2 separate regions of the Mus musculus genome follow, and region 2 is linked to region 1. A link is a contact called in ENCODE Hi-C or POLR2A ChIA-PET data. All regions are on one chromosome and are shown on one strand. The core of a region is the stretch at or near the end of the contact, and the rest is flanking DNA. Distances in the headings are between cores, read along the strand shown. Region 1 holds the start of Gprasp2 (G protein-coupled receptor associated sorting protein 2). Region 2 holds the start of Bhlhb9 (basic helix-loop-helix domain containing, class B9).

Region 1 (7,116 bases), core at 1,441-3,940:
AGCAGTCTCAGTCAATAACACAGATACACTGCAGAAGAGCTGAAATCAAGCTGGAGGACGATGGACAGGTCCTGGGTGAGTGCAGACCTGATGATTGCACTGGTCAGCAGCAACCTCAGCACCACCAAGCAGCCACGGCAGGCGACCTAGGAGAGAGAAGCACGGGGAAATCAGGCCTACGCAATTCTGTTGCCTCCTGGAGAAACTTACAAAGAGACGCTGGTGCGTAATGCTGAGGGGAAGAGCTCAGCCATGAGAAAATCCCTGTGTTCCTTTTGCCTGCTGGGAAACAGGTACAGAGTCCAGGAGAAAGTGCACACACTAGCAATGGACAGAGAGGGGATCCCCAAGTCTCACAGTAGTCACTCTGGGGTGATTGAGATTACCCCACCTAAAAGTGAACCCCTCTCCCATACCCACCTTCACAGATGTGGTGCAGGTCTCCCCTCTTCTCTGCGTTCAAGTGGTGTTAAAGACCAACAGCTGACTCACTGCAGGGAGTCCTACAAGTGCATGAAACAAAATGGACTCTCAGTGCTTGGAAGATGGGCACAGATCCCTGAACCCAAACAAACAACAACAAAACCATGCCTGCTTCTGTCTAAAGTCTCTGTTCCCTGGTCTTCTCCTGCGGGTCATAGTCTAACTCACACCTACCTCAATATTCTTAATATCCCTAAAAGGAAATAAAGGATGCCACACCATTGAGCAAATTAAGGGGGCAGTGATCTGAATTTGGTTAGAATCTGAATTTGCCTCCTCAGTGGCTGGCTCCTGCACTGCCCTGAGTCTCACCAACCTCCAAGATCTGAGACAGTCGCCTTGAAGCCTTCTTCCCTTGCTTGAAGAACTGGCTAGCCTTAAAGCAGGGCTGTGGACAAAGACATGAAAATGTCTGACAATCAGGAAATGATGGCAGCAGCTTTGTGCAAATTAAGGGGACAATAAAGGCATCGGGCACCCTCTTGGGTTAGAGCAATCTGAATTTGCCTCCTCAGTGGCTGGCTCCTGCACTGCCCTGAGTCTCACCAACCTCCAAGATCTGAGACAGTCGCCTTGAAGCCTTCTTCCCTTGCTTGAAGAACTGACCAGCCTTAAAGCAGGGCTGTGGACAAAGACATGAAAATGTATGACAATCAGGAAATGATGGCAGCAGGTGTGGGCAAATTAAGGGGACAGTAAACACCCTCTTGGGTTAGAGCAATCTGAATTTGCCTCCTCAGTGGCTGGCTCCTGCACTGCCCTGAGTCTCACCAATCTCCAGAGATTTGAGACAGTCGCCTTGAAGCCTTCTTCCCTTGCTTGAAGAACTGACCAGCCTTAAAGCAGGGCTGTGGACAAAGATGAAAATGTATGGCACTTATATGATGGTAGCAGCTGATCATGTTATGAATGTCACCAAGGATATGAACCAGATCATGTGTCTTTCAGCATTTAGGGTCCTACTGCTGGAACATTCTAGATTTATTTAGCCTGGCTGTAGGGCTCCTGAGGTAACACCCCCTTCTTTGATGTCATCCTTATTAGTCCCTTCTGCAATGTTGAAGATCCGCCACTAGGTGGCCATATTTCCTTTCCTTGCGCAGCAAAAAATGGGGGAAGGGCGCAGCACATTCTAGAAACCAGGTTCTGAAGTGGTCCTTGGATTTATGACTCCGTCATCATCCCCAAACCATCTTTTCAGACCCCAGATTTGGGAGGGAGGGGAAAGGCAGTGTGGAAGGTACCTACAAGGTTGTGAGAAATGAGATTAGGAGACACTAATGGATATCCCACCTGTTCTGGCCAGTCACCCCCACCATTTTTTGCATCTCCACTCACTGTCTGGTGCCCATCCCCATTACTACACACCTCCAGAAATCCGCGCTGTTTTTTCTCTTCTTCTTTTCTCAAGCTTCTGGTCTATAGATGCTCACCGTGGCCTGTCAGAATATGCCAGACCTACCATGCAGACAGGTCACTTTCCATCAATCAGAAGCCTGTGGGGAGTGACAGCACCCAGGATGCAGGGTACCAGGGCCCCTCTCAGGAACCATTTCGGAGCCCTAATAGCCGAGGCGACTCACCACCCACCAGCTGAGTTGGCCCCCTGCACCTGCACCCACATCCATGGGCTCCAGGCTTGCTGTCCTCCTCCCCCGCAACCCCCCACCGCCATTTCTCCTGTGGCCACCTACCTCATAACCTGTGTTGGTCCCGGACTGACACCTGGAGGGAGGCTGTCAGGTTGTAGGCTCTGCCACCCTCCAAAACCCGCAGACTTTGCCTCCTCAGCCGCCCCCTGCTCCTGCGGCCCTGCCTTAGTTCCCCGCTTCCTCCTCCCCACCACGGTCTGGGGTCTCCGGGCACCGCGCACACTCCAGGGAGCAGCTGCGACCCCTTTGCCTCCACTGAACTGTCAGGGCCAGGCAGTTGTTTGCAGTGCGCGACCGCCCAGAGCCCTCGACACACCCCCACTTGCCTGGCCAGGCGCACGGCCCAGGTCCCTGGGCTCCCCCACGTCCGACTCCTATTCCTGGGTGTTCTCTGTCCTCTGCAGATCCTCTCACTGGCCTTTAACGCTTTGCGCGCGAGTGGAATGGCAGAGATGTGTCCTGTCCCCACGCCTCTGCACCAAACAGGCAGGGGCTGCGCAGGATGCGACAAGCCAGCTCTCCTCGAGGGTGTCGGGAAGGGGGCGGAGGGATACTGCGCACGGGGCTCTACGCCCCCTCCCGGACCCACTGTAGTTCCGACTCGGAGTGGGCGGGGCCAGACAGCCCCACTCCTCTTGGAGGGGTGGGTTGCACCGGTTAGGCGTCTGCAGACCCCTGTTCACCCTAACCAGAGACCACCACCACTTTTTTTTTTTTGGCGCCACAACAGTGTGTGGGATGGCTAAGACCTAGAGTCTATGAGGGTTTTGGGAAGGGGGGGACTATAAGGAGGAGAAGGTCTGCAGTTAGGGAGCAGGGGGGAGCAGCGGAGGGATACTGAGTGGCCCCTAGATTTGCACTTCAGAACGAGGCTGGACAGTGCCTACCCATCACAGCACCCACTCTGTACTCCCTCCCAACCTCCCCCCCCCTTTCTGTCGCCAATGGAAGGGGAGGGGGGCTGTTAGTAATGCAGCCTGAGAGGGGACAGGTGACCTAGCAACAGCCAGCCAGCCAGTAGGTTCCTGTTGATTCTCCCATGTTTTCTCTTACTGGCTCATGCAACCATGAAGAGGAGAGCATTTTTGAATCTAAAGGATAGGACATGGGGGCTTTCATTACAACCCCCACCACTGTCCACTTTTCAAAAGGGAGATAGAGGCACAGAGGGATGGAGGGAGGGAGAAAAGAAGAGAGGGGTGGAGAGAGAGAGAGAGAGAGAGAGAGAGAGAGAGATGTTCTCATTCTAAGGAGCAATACCCTTGGGTTACTTATTGACTTATTGTCTGTCCCCACAATTGTCCTTTCCCTGTCAGTATTTACAGGGTGCCATAGAGACCTACAGCCTAGTGTTGGGAGCCATATTGGGCCTGTTCAGTTTCCTTGCCTATGGTTCTCTGAACTCATCTCTTCCCAGTCAGGTCCAAGCTCTTGTTTTTGGCAGCATGCATATGCAGGAGGATCAACTAGCTTGGATCTCAGCCACAACTCGATTCACTGTAACTGTCAGGGAAACCACCCTCTGTGCATTTTTTCTCTCACAACCCACCCCTGGCTGACTTTGAGTCTTTTCTTTTACCCCACCCACAAAATTCCCTCTGCTCTCCATCCTCTTTGCTTGTTTTGTGAGAAAATCAGGAATGGCCTTAAGCACACAGTAAAGCTGCCGGGCTTGCTCATCTAGAAATTCCTTTAAACACCTAGTTAGTTTGCAGCAAAACAACAACCCCAAGGATATGTGAACATACATTATTCGGCCAAGGAGAACTGAGGTTTCAGGTGGAACTCCAGTTGCAAATAGTGGGATCTAGCACACAATTCTGCTAGATGAGTCTACCCAATATAACTGTAAAGATTATAGGTGTGGCATAAATCCTGTGTTTGAAGGAAACAGCATGTGGGGAGGGGGCAGCTGAAAAGTCCCTTATTAGCTTTGAAGATGTAAGGACTACAGTAGCCATAGAATGTAACCTGTCTCCAGAACACAGGAAGAAAACCAATGAAGATTCTCCCTTGTAATCTTAGAAGGAAAGGAACTCTCATAAGACCTTTACATTAGTGTCAGTTTTTAAAATAATTTCTAACTTCCATAATTGTAAAATAATAACTATATCTTTTTTGTTTGTTTGTTTGTTTTCGAGACAGGGTTTCTTTGTGTAGCCCTGGCTGTCCTGGCACTCACTTTGTAGACCAGGCTGGCCTCGAACTCAGAAATCCGCCTGCCTCTGCCTCCCAAGTGCTGGGATTAAAGGCGTGCGCCACCACCACCGGGCAATAACTATATCTTATGCTACTATATTTGTAATACAGTTGACTGTCTAGCCGCTGTTTCACCTCTATATGTTCAAAGAACCCTGGATGGAAAAAGACTTTGTCTTACTAACATGCTCCCAGCAAGAGAGTTCCACGAGCCTCATAAAATGTACACTGTAGTCAGCATCTTAAACCTTTTGAAAGAACAATTTATTATTTTATGTGTATTTGTGTTTTGCAGGCAAGTGCGTTGGTGTACCACAGGCTTGCTTTGTACCTGCAGAGGTCAGAAGGACATGGGATCCCTTGTTACTGGAGTTAAAGATGGTTGTGAGCCAAAATCTGGTTGCTGGGATTAAATTTAGGTCTTCTTCAAGGGTAGTAAATGCTCTCAATAGCTGAGCAATCTCTCTAGCCCCTTGCATTCAATATTTTAAGCAATCTAAAGCAGACAAAGTTATATTGGAGAAAGTACATATGGTCTATGAAAATGCTGTTGTTTCATGAAAGTGACGAGTTCCCACAGGCATTGGTCTGAGGACCATTCTAGAAGCACTCTCGTGTGGATACTGAGGAAGGCACTGTAATTTGTTATAGCAGTATTAACAAACTCCTTTCCCATCCTGGTAAGTCCTATACTCACTGTCTTTCACAGTGTTTCAGTCTCTAGGAAGTTCTGTTTTGCAGTCATTTCTCAGCACTGCTAACCACCACTGCCTCTTTTCTCTCTTTTGGCTAAAGAAAAAATACTTTTTGTGACTGTCCTTGGAGCTCGGCGGGGAGACTGTTACTTTTCTTGCAATTATTGATATGAAGGGGAACCATATTTTCATTGTGAAATTTTCTTTATTTCCATGTTTTATACATTAAGAAAAAAGTAACCCCCAAACAATCAAGACTGTTGCAAAAGCTTCTTGTCTGTCTCCACAAACTGACGGTAAGGTCCTATTTCTGAAGACAATACTTACACAACTCATTGAACATGAGAAGTCAAACGGGTGCATACATAAATCCTTCACCCATACTCACTAGTGTTTCATGGTATTAGAAAGCATGCTACCAAAGGAGAAAGGTATATATACCAACCCAGCTACAAACCCTTCAGTCTATAATGCTGTCCTGTCTGCAAAATGTACTAGCTAGTGGCATTTTACTGGCTGTTTTGTGTGTCAGCTTGATACAGGCTGGAGTTATCACAGAGAAAGGAGCCTCCCTTGAGGAAATGCCTCCGTGAGATACAGCTGTAAGGATCAAGGGTGGGAGGGCCCATTGTGGGTGGTGCCATCTCTGGGCTGGTAGTCTTGGCTCTATAAGAGAGCAGGCTGAGCAAGCCAGGGGAAGCAAGCCAATAAGTAGCCCCCCCCCCCCCCATGGCCTCTGCATCAGCTCCTGTTTCCTGACCTGCTTGAGTTCCAGTCCTGACTTCCTTTGGTGATGAACAGCAATGTGGAAATGTAAACTGAATAAACCCTTTCCTCCCCAATTTGCTTCTTGTTTTTGCTCAGGAATATAAACCCTGATTAAGACTGTGGCACAAAACTCATGATAGTAACCAGTGAGTATCTGATTGGATTTAAGGGCCATTTTATGAGATGGAATCTATCTGTGACACTGTTCAGGTGGCTAAGAACCTGAGGCTACTTATATCAGGGACCTAGTATAAAACTAAATACTACTGCTAAAGGAATATAGAAATGAAATTATTCCTAATAGCATTCTCTTATACTCATAGATCACTGTCTTGCTTAGTCATCATCGAATAATCTTCCTTCTGCAGCAGATGTGGATGAATACAGAGACCCATGGCCAGACAATATACAGAGTGAGACTTGAAAACACTCAGTCCTAAATGGAATGTACCCGTCAAATTCCTCCACTTAGGGCTCAGGAAACCTCTCAGTAGATAAGACAAAAAGATCGTAAATGCAAGAGGGAATGGAGAACATCAAGGAAAGGCGTATAAACATAGCAAGACCTTCTAAACACAGCAGGACTGATAAACATGTAGTCAGAGAGACTATGGCAGCATGCACAGGGCTGGCAAGGGTCTGAGACTGGTGGGGTCCCAGTGCTGAGAGAGGAAGTGGACACAAGCCAACATCCCGAGCACAGAAGCTATCTCCAATTGATAACTTCTCTCAAATGAAAAATCGGTTTCTACAATGGAGTCTCATTGATCATACACAAACCAAACATAAGGGCAGGCCCCTTGCCTACCCCAGGGGCATTTTGGGAGGTTCATTGCCTCATAAACCTTTCTCGGATTTTTTTTCCTTGCAGGTCCTTTGCATATATATTATGGTTTCTGCTTTTAGGCTTTTAATGGTATTGCTGTGTGTTCTGAGTCTATAAATATTTCTTGTGATTTTTCTTCATCTCATTGTGGTTTGTTTTTATTTCTCTAAGTTTTTTTTTAAGATTTATTTATTTATTATATGTAAGTACACTGTAGCTGTCTTCAGACACGCCAGAAGAGGGCGTCAGAGCTAATTTTGGATGGTTGTGAGCCACCATGTGGTTGCTGGGATTTGAACTCAGGACCTTCTGGAGAGTAGTCAGTGCTCTTAACTGCTGAGCCATCTCTCCAGCCCTATTTCTCTAAGTTTTATTACTCTTATTTTTAGATGCCTGTTTGTATCTTAGTGAGAGAGAAAGGGAGTGAACTTGAGTGAGCAGAGAAATTGGGAGGAGTTGGGAGGAGTTGGGAGAGGGAAAATAATAGAGTATA
Region 2 (7,116 bases), core at 3,380-5,879, 47 kb before region 1:
GCTAACGCCTTCATATTTATCATATCTCTGGCTGCCTTGGGATTTTCAGACATATTCAAAAATACTTTCAAAACAAGATTCCTAGTCTTACGATTTCCCTGAGACAGCAAATGGAAAAGCTCTGAAAAGTAGCTGACTACAATGTAGTGATGGACAGACTCGGTAGTCAGCTGCCCTATTATCTTTAATCCAGATTGCTGGCCAGGTGAGTTCAAGGGGAAGGACACAGTTTCTTTACACATATGCTTAACATGAAACTCTACCTTGTTGTATCTGTCATCCCCGGAAGAGTTCAGAGTAATCACAGCCTTTTTAATACTAACCTCAGGGGAAGAAAAACTGAGCAAGCTTTCAATAAGTGTCACCACGCCCACTTCATTAATGAATTCCTGGGCAAATGGATGAACCTTATGTATACCCATTGCAATCTGTGCTATTTTATGAATAAGAGGATCAGTAGTTGACTTAAGTATGTTAACAAGCTTTTCAAATTCTGGAGAATCCAAATAGCACTCCAGTTTGCAAGGGCAAGCGAAGGGCTTGATGCCATTCTCTTCTCTGATCTTGATTTGCTGTCTAATTTCATCTAAGGTCTGGATGCAAGGATCAGAACCAAATGGATACTCAGGTATAGACTGTAGGCTTGAACGAGTATTCTTAGTACAGGCTGTTGAAGTTTCCTCTTCATTTGAGGCCAGAACAATGTATGAAGAGGACCTTGCCTCAGATGAATCCTGGGATCTATAACCTAACACTGCTGGAGTTACAGCAGGAGCTTTGGGCCATATAGTTACCTCGGACCAGTCCTTTGGCCTATCTTTTTCATTAATTTCATCCACTGGCTGAGGTTTAACTATTTTGAACACAGGTTTAGGATCAGTATCAAAACCAGTGTCATCGCCTTCCCAAAACCAGTTCCCAATAACGTTCTCTTCCTCCTCCTCCTCAGCACCTGACCTAGACTTGTGGCTGGTCCTAGGTGCGGGCTCCTCAGCACGAGCCTGGATACTAGTACTAGGTTTATTTTCACACTTAGCAACAGAATTATTACTAAGCTCTTCTCCCTTCCAGAACCAGGAATTAATACCAGAATCTTCTCCAGCCCAGAACCAGTTATCACTACTGGGCTTATCTTTACGTGTGGATCTAGCAAACTTGTTCTCAGTCCTATGGTTGAAATCTGAGGTGCCTTTTACTAGAGCCTTAGATTCTGGTCTCGCTCCTTCTTTTGTCTCAGCAACTACCTTTCCCTTAGACCCTGCCTTCACCTCTGCCACTGCATCTGATTTAGAGCCTGCCTTACCTTTCCCTTTGTCCCGGCTTTTGCCTGCACCTCGGTTGGCATTAGCAGCCTCCCTCTCTGCCACAGCTCTGGCTTGTGCACTTGCCCTTTTTTCTAGTTTAGCCTGTGCCCTAGCCTTATTCTTTGAACCAGTCATGGTTGAAGCACAGTTATATACACCTGTCGAGTCTTATCCTTAGTTCTCTGTTTGTTCCGGGCTGGAAACTTTATACTTGTTAACTTAGTCAGAGATAAACTTGGCAGAAAGAGTCCAAGACAACTGTCACTTCAGTCGTTAAGAAATTCCCCTTTTTTGACATACAGTCTCTTATCAACGATAGGGACAAATTAAAGACACACTCAGGTTAGGGAGAAGACGATGATTTCCAAAGGCAGACCCGTTGAAAGCAATCTTCTCCCAATCCAAGTCTACCAGTGGAGAAAGACCTAAGGTAGGAAAAAGAAAGACTTTGAGTGTCCTCCAACTTTGGTCGTTTATACAGACAGCTACACAGAAGGACATGAAAAGAGATTTGACTTAGGGGGTTGAAGGTACAGATTAGTAGTAGACTCTGCTATCTCATTTGACTTCTTGTGTATTTGCATCCAGACCATTCTTCTCTCTCCACCATACACAACAGATGGCTGCGGTGGGAGAAGCTAAGGAGCACCCAGCCCCTTTGGTCCCATATACTGGGATACACCATCAGGTACTTACAGGTTTTCAGAAAGGCTTCACTAAAGTGTGCTGATGTGATGGGATGAATTCCTCCTTCCTCACTTCCACTGATGAAAAGCCACCCAACTGACTTCAAAGGCAGCAGAACTATGGACAAAAATACACATGGGATCAGAATTTTGAGTATTTAACAAACTGACCTAAACTTGTATCTCCATGAATCTTAACACTTCCTCATACCCTGTTCTCTTATGGCTTCTCCTTACATTTTCTGACTCAGTATCTGCTAATTATCTATTGATACAATCTTTGCTCACTGGCCTCCCACTCTCTGTAATGAATGTGAGGGCAACAACGGTTGGAAAGCTGGAAAACCTTGGGGCCAAGGTGAGATCTGGTTTCATCTGTGTGGGTTCACATTCATATTCACCTAGAACCCTAATAAAGTCTTGTTCTCTTGCTTACCTTCTAAGTGAACAACTACTTACAAGTCTTTACAGCAGCGGTTCTTAATCTTTCTAATGCTGCGCCCCTTTAAAAGAGTTCCTCACATTGTATTGAACCTAAATCATAAACTTATTTTCATTGCTACTTTATAACTGTAATTTCGCTACAGTTATGGACTGTTATGTAAATATCTGATATGCAGCATGTCTGATACGTAACTGTTATGAAAGGATCATTTGATCCCCTACCCCTAGCCCCAGAAGGGTCACAATCCACAGGTTGAGAAACATTGCTCTACAAGAACCTAGAAAGAAACAGGTTTATGGATGAAAAAGGCAGAGGCAGAAGGCAACACCAGGAACAACAGCAACAACAACAATCCCACTAAAAGGATTGACAGAACTCCCCTAAAAAGGTTCACAGCACATGTTTCTGTATACTCAGGGTTATTAAATGTCTCCCACATGTTGTCAGCCCTGCCCTAACTATCCCTCATATGTGCTCAAGACCTGTAATCTGACTGAATATGCATCCTCCTAACGGTAAAGTCTTGCATTTTCCCATTCAGGGACTAAATTTCTTTGTCTGAGGAAAAAATACAAGGTATAAAAGTAGATAGTGGAACACATGCAACTATATTTGGGAAGAAGGCAGGGAAGCTAATGAAAACAATAATTCCAAGGTCATGTTTGAAATACCAGCCTCCCTTTGTATAGCTAGATCTTGCCTCACGTGCTATGAATGCCAGTCTTACCACAAAGCAGGATGCTCGGGAGATGCTATTCTTCCCTCTGGCTGGAGAAGAGTCGACCTACATAGAAAGCAAAAGATATTGAGGAAAATATTAAAAAAAATGTTGACCATGGTATAAAATTATAGGTTTATGGGCAGATTTCCAAAACCCAAGTTCAAATACCTCTGTTAAAGAATTAGGAACCAAGTACATGATCTCCATCAGCTCCCATGTGTGACCCAAATGGCTACCTTCAGAAACTGCATCCCACCCCCCCCCACCCCCCCCACCCCGTACTGCTGCTGTATAAAACTATGAGGGACAACAAAAAGTTGGGGATGATATATGGGGGTCCCAGAAAGAGACACTTAACTCCAATAGTGATTTCAAATATTCTAAATTGAACACCCACCTGCACAAAAAGTTCTTCTTTACTTTAAGTCCATTCGAACATTAAAACAAATGTTCAAGGTGAAATGTTGAGAAAATGGATCCTGAATATAAAAGATAGGACAATGTCATAATATTTATATAGCTAGGAGTTCTGTATATATGACCAACTCCTTATTATGACCAATTCCTTGCAGTAAATTAGGTACAGGAGTCTAAATACAGAGGGCAATAAAACAATCCTGTATTGAAGGCAGATGAACTTTTCATTCTTATGTTCTGACATCTTCATAATCGCCCCTCTAATGATGTTTCACCTTCCCCAGAATACACTACCTCTACCACCCTGACAAGAGACTTTGCCACCAAGCAGGAGTCTGTGGGAAGAGACAGCACCCACGATGCAGGGCACATGGATCCCTTTCTGGAATAAGGGCCCAGGTAGAAAGGCGACTCACCAAACAGCTGAACCATCACCAGAGTTGGCCACCTGCCTCCAACCCATGAACAGCAACCTCCAAGGGGCACCACCCCCAGCTTCCGCGCCGCCATTTCTCCCATAGTCGCCTCCCCCACAACCCTTGCAGGGCCCAAACACCAAAAAGGGCCGGGGGGAAAAGCCTGCTGCCAGGCCATCTGCTCTGCAGGCCTCCAGACCCTCAGACTCAAGACACTCTGGCTGCCACCCTGCGCCCGGGGCCCGGTTCGGGTTCCCGCTTCCTCCTCCCCACCGCCTGGGGTCTCCGAGCACCGCGCACACTCCAGGGAGGCCGCGACCTGCTGGCCTTCACTGGACTGTCAGGGCCGGGCAGTGGTCCTCAGTGTGCGACCACTCGGAGCCCTCGACACACCTCCACTTGCCTGGCCAGGCGCACGGCCCAGGTGTCCGGGCTCCCCCGCGTCCCCCTCCTGCTCCCGGCTGGTCTCTGTCCTCGGCGGATCCTCTCACAGAACCCCCACCGCTTTGCGCGCGAGTGGAATGGCAGAGACGTGTCCCGCCCCTACGTCTCTGCACCAAACAGGCAGGGGCTGCGCAGGATGCGGCAAGCACAGCTCACCTCGAGGGTGTCGGGAAGGGGGCGGAGGGATACTGCGCACGGGGCTCTACGCCCCCTCCTGGACCCACTGTAGTTCCGACTCGGAGTGGGCGGGGCCAGACAGCCCCACTCCTCTTGGAGAGGTGGGTTGCACCCGTAGGCGTCTGCAGACCCCTGTTCACCCTAACCAGAGACCACCACCACTTTTTTTTGGGGGGGGGGTGCCACAACAGTGTGTGAGATGGCTGAAATCTAGAGTCTATGAGGGCTTTGGAGAGGGGGACTATGGAGAGAAGGTGGTCTGGAGATGTGGAACAGGAGGGAGCAGCGGAGGGATACTGAGTGCTCCTGTACTTCAGTAGGAAGCTGGGCTTTGCTGGCCCCCAGCCCCTCCCTGCACTCCATCTCTTGCTACCCTTCAGTTCTCTCGTAGCTTCTGACGCCAGTAGAAAGGGAGGAGGGCTTTTAGTACTGCAGCTAGAGAGGGAACAGGTAGCCTAGCAACAGTCTGCAGAGAGGACTCTTGATTCTTCATGTTTTTCTCTCAATGCTTCATGGAGTTCCTAGAGGAAAAGAAATGGGAGCAACCATTGCAGCTTACATCGCTGCCCCCAGGGTAAAGCCAGACTTCTGTCCCTGGAAAACCAACCAGAGGTCTGGGGTAAAAGTCACTTTACTTCCTTTGACTTATTTGGACTAAAAACTCATCTAGTCACATATGACATAAAAGAACTGGGAGGTGGCGTGGGAGTAGGTTGGGACAGAGTAGGTGATAGGTCAACCCAAACATAGAATGTATGAAGAAGCCTTAAAGCAAACAACTAGCATGCAAGCGAATTTTAAAATATAATTTGAAGACAAAGGAGTTTGAACAGAGGTACCCTGCATGGGTGGACCAGGCTGCTGCTCTCAGAAGACACGACTTATTAAATAAAAATCCCAGTACCAAGCACTGCGAGTTACTGGTTAAAGGGGCCTCAGAGCAGTGGTTCTTAACCTATGGGTTGCTACCTCACTGAGGGTTGAATGACCTTTTCACAGGGGTCACATATCAAATATCCTGCATATCAGATATTTACATTATGATTCATAACATTAGCCAAATCACAGTTATGATGTAACAACGAGAATAATCTTGTACTTGGAGGTTACCATAAGACAAGGAACTGAATTAAAGCATCAGGAAGGTTGAGAACCATTGCCCCGGTGGCACCTAAAACAACAGAAGCTATTGCCACATCCTTTGGCTATTAAGACTCCACTGCTGAAGAATCACACTTTTTTTTTTTTTTTTGCTGTAGGTCAGAAAAACCAATATTTTAAAAGATTTTAATTTGTTCTTTTTTTTCTGAAAACCATACTTTATTTTAGATAGTAATATATTATTAACTGATGTGATACAAATTATGTATTAACTAACACTATAATAGAATTATTCAAATATAGTAAAATTATTTGAATAGAATTAGCCCTAAATGGAATAAAAGAGAATAAAAGAGAAAAGTATCAGGTTATGTAACTCCTCTCAAACAGATGAAGTGTGGGTAAAATCCAAAAATTTAATAAATGAGACAAAGAGAAGGTAGCTTTAGGTAGCAAGGAAAGACAGAGGTAGGCAAAAGGACACGAGTCATAAGAGAGGATGCAAAACATTCAATGCCATCATACCCCTGCCCCACTGAAGGAGATGTGCGGATTCAACGTTTTCTATATTGAAGTAGAAAACCCATTTTTTGCATCCCCAAAGAATCCTATATGTGTTACTCCTTTGAGGGAGGGATTGTGAACGTTGAGCTGTCCTTTCACTCCATTGATAATTATTGTAATAGGAATTAGACATGACTAGTCCCTGAATACATGTTACATTGATAGTCTGTATATGCTTGGCCCAGGGAGTAGCACTATTAGGAAGTGTGGCCTTGTTGGAGTAGGTGTGTCACTGTGGGCATGGGCTTTAAGACCCTCATCCTAGCTGCCTAGAAGCCAGTATTCTGCTAGCAGCCTTCAGATGAAGATGTAGAACTCTCAGCTCCTCCTGCACTATGCCTGTCTGGATGCTGCCATGCTCCTGCCTTGATGATAATGGACTGAACCTCTGAACCTGTAAGGCAGTCCCAACTAAATGTTGTCCTTGTAAGAGTTGCCTTGGTCATGGTATCTGTTCACAGCAGTAAAACCTTAACTAAGACAGAAGTTAGTACCAGGGGACTAAGGTATTGCTGTGATAGGCCGGACCATGCTTTTGCTTAGAAGAATGTGGATTTGGGGACTTTGCATTTTGAAAGCATTGGAACGCTTTAAGTGGGGTTTAATGAGTTTTTCTGGTAGGAATATGGAAGACTTTGTCGCGGAGAATGATTTAAATTGTGCGGAACTGGCCCAAGAGGTTTCAGTGGAGAATTTCAATATGTGGCCTAGAGACTGTTTTGTGGTATTTTGTGAAGAATATGACTACTTTTTGCCATTGTCTGAAGACTCTGCCTGAGGCTAAGGTGAAGAGACTCAGATTAATTGCATTGACAAAGGATGTCTCAGAAACACATCATAT

What was found. A loop is a pair of places that touch in the nucleus more often than their neighbours do. ChIA-PET counts read pairs that join two places held with the same protein, here RNA polymerase II (POLR2A).
Region 2: a map of left cerebral cortex shows a loop between it and region 1 (2.3-fold over the local background). The contact joins the promoter of Bhlhb9 here to the promoter of Gprasp2 in region 1. A Hi-C loop is called at or near these places in 2 of 37 maps with a recorded cell type or tissue (both left cerebral cortex). POLR2A ChIA-PET finds 5 or more read pairs at or near these places in 1 of 5 experiments (Patski).

What each region holds. Positions count from the first base shown.
Region 1 is chrX:135,834,608-135,841,723 of GRCm38, reverse strand. Gprasp2 (G protein-coupled receptor associated sorting protein 2) reads right to left here and starts at 2,690. Exons shown (of 6, transcript NM_001359371.1): 1 at 2,462-2,690; 2 at 1,255-1,331; 3 at 1,034-1,105; 4 at 800-871; 5 at 421-503; 6 at 1-146. It also overlaps a transcript of Bhlhb9 not described here.
Region 2 is chrX:135,883,364-135,890,479 of GRCm38, reverse strand. Bhlhb9 (basic helix-loop-helix domain containing, class B9) reads right to left here and starts at 4,629. Exons shown (of 5, transcript NM_001098222.1): 1 at 4,393-4,629; 2 at 3,554-3,635; 3 at 3,163-3,219; 4 at 2,001-2,108; 5 at 1-1,729. The coding sequence starts at 1,439.